Regions from separate parts of the Mus musculus genome. Here region 2 is linked to region 1. A link is a contact called in ENCODE Hi-C or POLR2A ChIA-PET data. All regions are on one chromosome and are shown on one strand. Each heading gives the region's core, a stretch centred on a gene start or an enhancer-like site at or near the end of the contact. The rest is flanking DNA. Distances are from core to core; before and after follow the strand shown. Region 1 holds the start of Aff1 (AF4/FMR2 family, member 1). Region 2 overlaps Aff1 (AF4/FMR2 family, member 1).

Region 1 (4,547 bases), core at 668-3,167:
TGCTCTGGCAGCTTTAACTATTTTATAAGAGGTACCTTAATCTCGGGCTGTATGCCAAGGGATCCTGAGGCAGCGTGATACATAAGGATACTTTCACAAGTAAATTATGTAATACAAAGGAAACAAATGATCTAGAAGAGTATCTACTAAAATACACCATTGACAAGGTAAGGACATAATAGTTTGGTTTGGTGGTGTTGAGACTGTTTCTCTGTGTAACAAACAACAGCTCTGGCTGTCCTGGAACTCTCCTTGTAGACCAGGCTTTCCCCAGAACTCACAGAGATCGCCCTGCCTCTGCCTTCTGAATGCTGGGATTAAAAGGTGAGCAAGGCTTTCCCCAGAACTCAGAGATCCTCCTGCCTCTGCCTTCTGAGTGCTGGGATTAAAGGCAAGTGCTGGGATTAAAGGCATGGGCAACCATATCCAGCTATAACATATTTTAATTACTAGCCATGAACGACAAACAGTTCCTTAATTTCAAGCAAATGGGAAACGTTAGAGATTGAAGACATCTGCAGTCACTGTAATATGAAAATCTACAGGTTCTGTTTGTGCTAAAAGCTAACGGTTGCTTTTTAGTTAAGATTTAGCAGAAGTTTGAGGTGCAACTTCTGTTCCCCTACTCCTCTGTCCCGTTAGGAACCCCTTCCTTCCAACACTCAATAAGATGAAGACACAACTAAGCCAAGTTGAGAGGATTAAACTTGTTTTTAAAGTAAGACACACTTAGAAGGTTTTCTGTTTAGAGAAGTTCCTTCTAGGAAGTTTTATCTCTTAGAAAAATTCAAGTTCTATCTACTCAGTCTCTAACGTTTACAAATCTACTGTTCTCCATGATCTTTAGACCTAAAATTACTAAAATTACCTCAGCTCAGCGTCCAGATATGTTACCAAATCACTATCCTAAATCAAGTATTAAGGCTAAAGAACATTTCCATAATTGTAAACTTGTGCAATCACACTGCCTTCTGGCATAAGTTTTGAAAAGGTTCGACGGGTCCTGTTTTCCGTAACCAACAGCTGTAGAGACCGAAGCGCGATGACACCCAACAGCCTCAATCTTGGGCACCGGTGTACGGCCAAGTTTTAAGGCTCCTTTCAAAACCTTCAAACCCGGGAGAAGGCAAGACTCGGTCCTTGCAGTACAGGGCACTCCCCTGACAGCAACTGCGGGTCATTAGCCAGGCTCCCCTTCACCAACCCAGCGCATTCCGGCCTTTGCCTACTCAGCAGATTCACTCTGACTGTGCCGTTTTATGTGGAATCGTACATTCTAGCAGGAAAAAAAAAAAAAAAAAAAAAAAAAAAAAAAAAAAACTATATTACTCACCAGGCTCCACCACTCTCTCGTGGGAGAATCCTCGTTTCCATTAAGTGCGCTTCCAAATTTCTTTGGAAGACGCCAAACCAGCAACGAGTAGAGCCGGAGGATTGTGCACAGGCACCTCAGTGAAAATCCAGGCTCCGGCAGGAGAGAAACCAACTTCACTTTCCGAAAATAACAGTTCTTCGGGCCAGAAGCGGAATCTTTAACCTTAACTTTCCGGGCGGTCCCTTTGCACTCGGTTCACACACTTTTCTACCCGACACTCAGGGATGAGATAGCAGTGATCCAGCCGCTGGCTTCCTGCGGTCCCCGCCCCCCCCCCCCGGCACTCCCACCCGCGCCGCCCTTGCCCCGGGCTCCGCGGCCACTCCCGGGTCCCAGACGCCCCCTGCGCAAGCCTCACCTGGAATGGGCTGCCATGGCTCGGCTCACACTGCCTGGCGTCCCAAATCCATCTGCGCGCTCGCCCCGCAGGCTCTCTCGCCCGCGCCGCTCTCAGCGTCGGCCGCAGCCGTCGGCGATACTGCCCCGCAGACTCTGCGCTCTCGGCAGCCGCGTCCTCAGCTCTGTGTCCTCAGCACCGCCTCCGCCCCCCGGAGCCTCGGCTCGCGCCGAGCCTGACGGACATCCGGGCACCGGGGGCAGCCGGGCGAGCCGCACCTCCCTGGAGCCCAGGGAGCGGCGATGCCCGCCGCCCCGGGGCACTGTCGGGTCACCAGAGACCAAGGGGTGCGTCCGCACCGCCCGCTGCGGGGTCCCGGCTCCCAGTTCGCCCGCACTTCGGGGGCGATGTGCGCGGCGCTGGGCTCCCCTCGAGGTGCCCGAGCTCGCCGGGACCCCCCCGCAGGCGCCGCGGTGGTACGGCCCGCCTCCTTTTAAGGGCAGCGCGCACCTCCGCCGCCGCCGCTGCCCCCAATTCGGCTGTGTTCAAACGCGCGCTACAGAGATCCCCGCGCTCGGGCTGGGACCTCAGGGTCCTGCTGCCGTGGGGATGTGCTGGGAGTGGGAGCATCGGATCACTGCCTTCGCTGCTTCTGGCCGCTGCTGCGGGGCTTGCCATCGGAAACATCAGGGATCGGCTAGCAACCCTTCTTCAACTTTGCTTTCAGTTTTGAAAGTGCCCAGAAACAAGTGTTTATACGACTTCCCTCTTCGAGGCAACATGCGATTACACAGAAGACAGCCATTCAGGGAAGTCCCCTAATAAATTAAAAGAATTGCTTCCCCTCCACCCCACCCCACCCCACCCCCCGCAAACAAAAACCATGATGCAAACCAACGTAAACGCTCGAAAGCACAATCGAAAATTGCGTCAACTCAGACACAGGAAAGACACCAGGCTTTGCCTGGGAAGCGGCTGAAAACAACGATGGGCAGAAAGGCAGGGAGAAGACTTAACAGGGGCATCCCGGAGGACCAGCCTGCTGCTGGAAGGACACTTTCTTGGTGCGCTCCGGGTTCGACCCGGGACTCACCACATTATATTGCTCATGTAACTGATTGCCCAGTTTCTAAATACCGCAAGTTTCCAGATTCCGGTAGTCCCTCTCAGAGGTCAGAACTACTTACATAAGAACACAAGACAAAGCTTGTCTTTCACTCCCCTGGCTTTAGCTCTGATGGTGGAGAACGACTGACGCCTTCGCAGGAATGAAGGCTGTGGTGGCAAGTGAGACAAGTTGCCAGACACTGCTTTCTCCACCACCTACAGTAGTAGTTTGGAGAACTCGTGTACTTTAGGAATGCCCTTGATGAACTAACTAGTCCTTTGAATTTTGACTCTGAAATGCGGGGTTTTTCCCTCTGTCTCTATGTCAGTCTCTCTGTCTCTCCTCCCTCCCTCCTCCTCCTTGTGACAAACGGGAAGTGCACAGAAAGCACTGTTCTGTTCTAAGCTCACAAGCACAGCACCAGTCCTGAAGATGAGTGTGAAGTGACTGGAGAGAGAAACCAACCAGAAACTAGCTGGTTTTTCATAGACCATGTCTCCTAGAGATAACAATTCGCACGCTTCTGACTTGGGCATCTGGCAAGTCTCTCTTCTAGGAAAACAACTTTCAGTGTTTATTGCAAAGATAAGGTTTTACCTTCAGAGCTATAGGGGAAGCTTGCTACAGGTGAGACAGTTTCCCATACTGTCAGACCAAGGTGAGAGGGAAGGACTCACTGCTTGACTTAAGGAGCAATGGGTTCCAAATGACAATATGTGATGCTACAAAAACATGCCTGAGGGCTGGAGAGAGGGCTCATCTGCTCTTCCAGAGGTCCCAGAGTCACTTTCTAGGTTCCACATTAAGTAGCATCCATGTTCCCTTAGCTGTCTTTAACTCCAGTCCCAAGGGATCAGAAGCCTTCTTCTGTTTTCAGGAATCAGGCACACATGTGGCATATAGATATACATAGACACAGAACACCCATACACATGCAAATAAGTAAATAAAAATTCAGGGGGCTGGAGAGATAGCTCAGGAGTTAAGAGCACTGACTGCTCTTCCAGAGGTCCTGAGTTCAATTTCCAGCAACCACATGGTGGCTCACAACCATCCGTAATGGGATCTGATGCCCTCTTCTGGTGTGTCTGAAGGCAACACCAACGTACTCATATAAAATAAATAAATCTTAAAAAAAAAAAATCTAGGGGGCTGGAGAGATGGCTCAGTGGGTAAGAGCACCCGACTGCTCTTCCGAAGGTCCGAAGTTCAAATCCCAGCAACCACATGGTGGCTCACAACCATCTGTAATGAGATCTAATGCCCTCTTCTGGTGCATCTGAAGACAGCTACAGTGTACTTACATATAATAAATAAATAAATAAATCTTTAAAAAAAAAAAAAAAAAAAAATCTAGCCCGGCGTTAAATAAATAAATAACTGCACTCATCTCTCAACAGATAATTGCTGAGACAATTAAATATAAAATGAGAAAAATACAGCAAATATCTACCCATGAAGATGGAATAGGATTCGAATTAGACATTATAAGAGTCCCAGGATTGCCGGGGGTGGTGCTTTCATCCCAGCACTTGGGAGGCAGAGGCAGGCGGATTTCTGAGTTTGAGGCCAGCCTGGTCTACAGAGTGAGTTCCAGGACAGCCAGGGCTGGGTTCCTGGATTCTGAGTAGCTTGTAATATAAATCAGAATATTCTAAAATGGAAAGATCTAGCAATAGATCCAATCATACTAGAAGGAAGTCCAGGAGCCTAAAATCTCCACGTAC
Region 2 (4,268 bases), core at 115-2,614, 82 kb before region 1:
CTGGGGGTGGGGGTGGGGGGCTTTGAATAAACTGCACTCACGTGAACGTTTTGGAAAACTCTTAAATGTCTCTAAATACATCTTGAAAAGGCGTTTTCTAGCTTTCACGCTGAAGATGAAGGCATTGGGGAGAAATATTCCCATGTTAAAAAACAAGTCAGGGGCTAGAGAGATGGTTAAGAGCACTGGCTACTCTTCCAAAGGTCCTGAGTTCAATTCCCATTAACCACGTAGTGACTCATAACCACCTGTAAAGGGATCTGATACAGTCTTCTGGTGTGTCTGGAAACAGCTACAGTATACTCATATAAATAAATCTTAAAAACAAAGCAAACAAACAAACAAACAAAAAAAAGTTGGTAAACCTCTGGCCTAGAGCCAGGTTCCCAGGTTTGCAAACCAGGTGACCCCACCGGAGGAGCCAGGGAGGCCTGAATGGCCGTCATGGCATTGACGCACAAAACGGGTAACATACGCAAGGCCTACCGCATCAGAGAACACATGACTCTGCTGAGGGGTAAATATACAACAACTAGCTTTGGATCCATAGCTCTCTGGAAGCGTCTCAGTCAAGCAGCTAACTAATGCCACACCTGAAGCAATGAATGCCTAACCGATGCTAACCACACTCACAGCACACCTCCACAGCTCCTCTACCCAAGCACCAGCTCGGCCTGAGCAGGGACCTGGGAAGGCTGCGCTTCACTGCTTCCAGCCCCACGGAATTAGGACTGCCTAGGAATTTAAAAAATGCCAGAGTCCTCCTCCCGCTGTCCCTAGGTGACTGTAAAGTGATCAGGCTTGCCAGGACTTTAATACAGCCAGGATTTAAACCAATGGGTCCCATCTTCACCACGGAAAGGCTGACTACCAAGCTGGATCTCTTGGCTGTTTGCTAGAGCTTTGTGTCTAGAATGAGGACATGGCCACTCCAAGGTGTGGTTGAAGGGAAGCTTCCTGTTGTAGACATATGAGGGAGAGTACAGCCAGAGGCATCAGGAAGGGTCCAGAGTAGGGAGAGGAAGTAGCGAACTTAACATGGTCAGCAGACTGAATCAGCCATGGAGGGGACGGGGACGGGGGCGGGGGGGGGGGGGGGGGAGAAAAAAGGAGAGGGGACCAAGATCTATTGGAGCACATGGCCCAAATGGCAGGTTCTATCGGAATCAGAAGCTGGGGTAGGGAAGCCCACAAACTGGAGAAGATTGGGATGGGGTGGGGCGAGGAGAGCTGAGAGGAGCCGGGTAGACCCTGACAGGTACCTGCTGCAGTGCACAGAGCACATGAGGCCAGGGCACAGTCTGCTTGGCTAACAGGCACCACAGTTGGCACTTATCCTCAGTTTCTCTTGGACCAGACACTTTGCAGAACTCACGTGCACGGTGGAGATGAGGAAACTTCCCCAAGCTCTGAACAGAATGCTTCCCTTGAGCCATGCCTTAGAGGCTCAGCTTCCAGAGGACAGGCTCTGATCTCAGAATGCGGAGGAGCTAGCCTAGACGCCCCCCACGTCCCCCTTCCCGTGAAGGCTGACGACTCTCTAACCAACAAGGAAGCACACTGCACACTGTATTTCCTTCCACTCCAGTGGGAGGCAGAAAAGCAGAGGATTAGTGCCAGAGACAACATAAAATAAGCCAAGGCAGCTCAGATGGGGGTGACAGGAGACTGGCTGCTGGCCAGCACGAGTAGGGGTCCCGCTCAGGCAGTAGCTGCAGGGACACTTTTCCCTAAGCATGTCCACCACAAGTTCCGATAAAGTTTTGTCTCAGACAGAAAGGCAGGCGGATGGACGGACAGACACACACACTATTCCATCTCATTCTAAAAGCTTTAAAAAAAAATCTTTCTAGCATGGTGGTGCAGGCCTTTAACTAGGAGGCAGAGGCAGATGATCTCTGTGAGTTTGGGGTCAGCCTGGTCTACGTGGCACGATCCAGAACAGAGCTCCATAGACATATACTGTCTCACCCCTAGTCCCCCAGCTAGAGTCCTGACACGGAAACCTGTCCTCTCTCAGCTCAGACAGCCCCTTCTTCAGTAAGCACCTGGGCACAGTAGATAGGGTCACAGATATTCAAGTCTCCAGCAACCAGGTTCTGGGGGAAATCTCCCTTTTCGGTTTGCTAGAGCCACTATATCTTTAACCAGGTGGATAAACTATCTGGGCTTCAACATGATCTTCCTCGTAAGATATCTTTCTTATACTCAAGAGTGCTAAATCCTCTCCTGGTCAGCAAAGCAGAGATGGCCCTTGTGCTCTGTGAAAAGATCTGGGCAGGTAGTAGTAGTACCCTCGGGAGTCTTTCCTCATCACAAAGGAGAAAAAGAAAAAAAAAATCCAGGAATCCAGAGCTCAACCCCTTTGAATAAAGGAAGACGACACTGTCCAAACTGGCATCATGCCTAATAGAAAGCCGCATCATGAAGGTTTGCCTTGAAAACACATCGTGACGGCCACTCAGCATGCCGAGCTTGCCCCACCAGCTCACTTCGCTACCTCTCCCCAGAGGCCTTAGCTAGTTCTAGGGACAAAGCACGTGGTCATGAGTGCACAGTTCTTCAGACGACTCAGAACACTATCGCGCCGCTTTGTGGAACCTCCAGGATAAAATACAGCACCCAGGGAGTAAACCATATCTGCATAAAACATAAAAATGCTGCGCCTCGCTGTGGGGTGTGCAGAAAGAGGATGCCTTCAGTGACTCAAGATACCCTGACCGAGTGACAGCCCGCAGGACGGGAAGCGGATGCAGGCCAAGAGGAGCCCTGGAGAGGCAGCTCAGCCGAGCAAGCTTCCACAACTCAAAGACCATGCCACCACCTGTCTCTGCACCCACCTTTCTCTTCTTGGTCACTCTGCTGGAGCTGTCACAGCTCTTGGTCTCCGAGTCCTGCTTCTTCCCTGCTGACAGCTGCTTGTCTTCTGCTTTCCTGGGGCGGCTCCCCTTCCCCAGAGGCTGGGGAATCCTCGTGAGGAGGTCTAGGGTTATCTTCACCACCAAGCTTGTCGGTGGTGGGGAGTCCCTGAGCGGCGAGAGCAATTTGGTGTCTCTCAAAGGCAACAGGAGCTTGTCTTTACAGCCGTCCCCTTGGGCAATCACAGCCTGTCGGCAGCCACTAGTCCTGACGCTGCCACTGCTGCCCCTGCTGCTGTGGGATGGACCCTGGCTCTGAGTCAAGGAGACAAGAGCAGAGTGTTCTGGGTTCCTGTCCCCAGCACTGTCCTTCGGAGGCTGGGGGGCTGAGGGCGCCTTGGAGGGGGCCGTGGAGCTCTTGTGCTTCCTCTTCTCACTGGGGGTGGGCACAGGCGGCTTCGGTCTGGGCACGGCTGCCTGAGGCGTGGGCGCAGGGACCTCTGGCTTAGGCTCCCGACTGCCCACGGCACGCGGCCTGCCTTTCGTCTTCACCTTGGGTCTGTCTTTGGAAGTCTGCTCCTTTGAGCCGTAGGGAAGGGGTCCTACTTCACTCTCTGCCTGCGAGCTGGCCTGGGGCTCTGCCTGGCCGGAGCCCTTGGCGGGTTTCCTGGGTTGTTTGCTGCCCACGGTTTGCCGAGGTGGGGGTTCCTGTTGAGCGGGGGATTTCGGACAGCCCCTCTTCCCAGGCTGGGGCCCCTCAGAGGGACCCCGGAGAGTCTTGCTGGAGCTCTTTGGGAGAGGGTCTTTGGAATCAGGATGCTGCTGGTCACTGCTGCCCTCAGCGACACCCTTACTTTCCTGGCGCCATTGTGGAGACTCTGTGCTCCCCCGGCCATCCAGGGGCACTGAGGGTTGGTTGACTTTGGTCAACCAGTTGTCCAGCTGCCATTTGTTTGTCGTCGGAGGCTCGGGCTAGAAGCAGAAACAGAAAAGTATTAACCAACCGGGGTTGATGAACTGGGTTAGCAGCCTAACTAGACAGGACCATTCCCAGGACAAGTGGCCATGTTAGCAGTCTATACAGGACTGTCCCCAAGACAAGTGGTCATTTTGAGCCTAAGAATTTACCCTCCAGTCATCTCCTTCAGATTACAAATCAGATTCTGCAGCACTTCATCAAATGAGCTTGAACAGCTTTGCAATGAGAACTCTGCCTGATAGATAGTCACTAATAAGTAATTGGCAACTGCTGAGAGGCCTTTGTGGCTTGTCTTTTTGCCCTGATGGTTAATTATGGTACAGTTATAATAAGGAAACGAGGAAGAAAAACAGTACTTTTCTTCAACTGATAAGGCCCCACTTCTAACATTTGATTTCTCTTTATTTACTTAAAAACAGTAATTTATATGT

The links. Hi-C counts contacts between places; a loop is a spot of excess contacts on that map. ChIA-PET counts read pairs that join two places held with the same protein, here RNA polymerase II (POLR2A).
Region 2: POLR2A ChIA-PET joins it to region 1 with 14 read pairs in Patski. The contact joins the enhancer-like site here to the promoter of Aff1 in region 1. A Hi-C loop is called at or near these places in 1 of 37 maps with a recorded cell type or tissue (regulatory T cell). POLR2A ChIA-PET finds 5 or more read pairs at or near these places in 2 of 5 experiments (Patski and embryonic stem cell).

What each region holds. Positions count from the first base shown.
Region 1 is chr5:103,751,532-103,756,078 of GRCm38, reverse strand. Aff1 (AF4/FMR2 family, member 1) reads right to left here and starts at 1,917. Exons shown (of 20, transcript NM_133919.4): 1 at 1,734-1,917. The coding sequence starts at 1,750.
Region 2 is chr5:103,833,032-103,837,299 of GRCm38, reverse strand. It overlaps Aff1 (AF4/FMR2 family, member 1), which reads right to left. Exons shown (of 20, transcript NM_133919.4): 11 at 2,841-3,830. Among named protein-coding and RNA genes, the nearest start is that of Gm42139, 50 kb to the left of the region's middle. Within about 2 kb of position 1,364, at least 1 of the 3 ENCODE cell types and tissues checked has a DNase peak (open chromatin) inside an H3K27ac peak, as active enhancers do.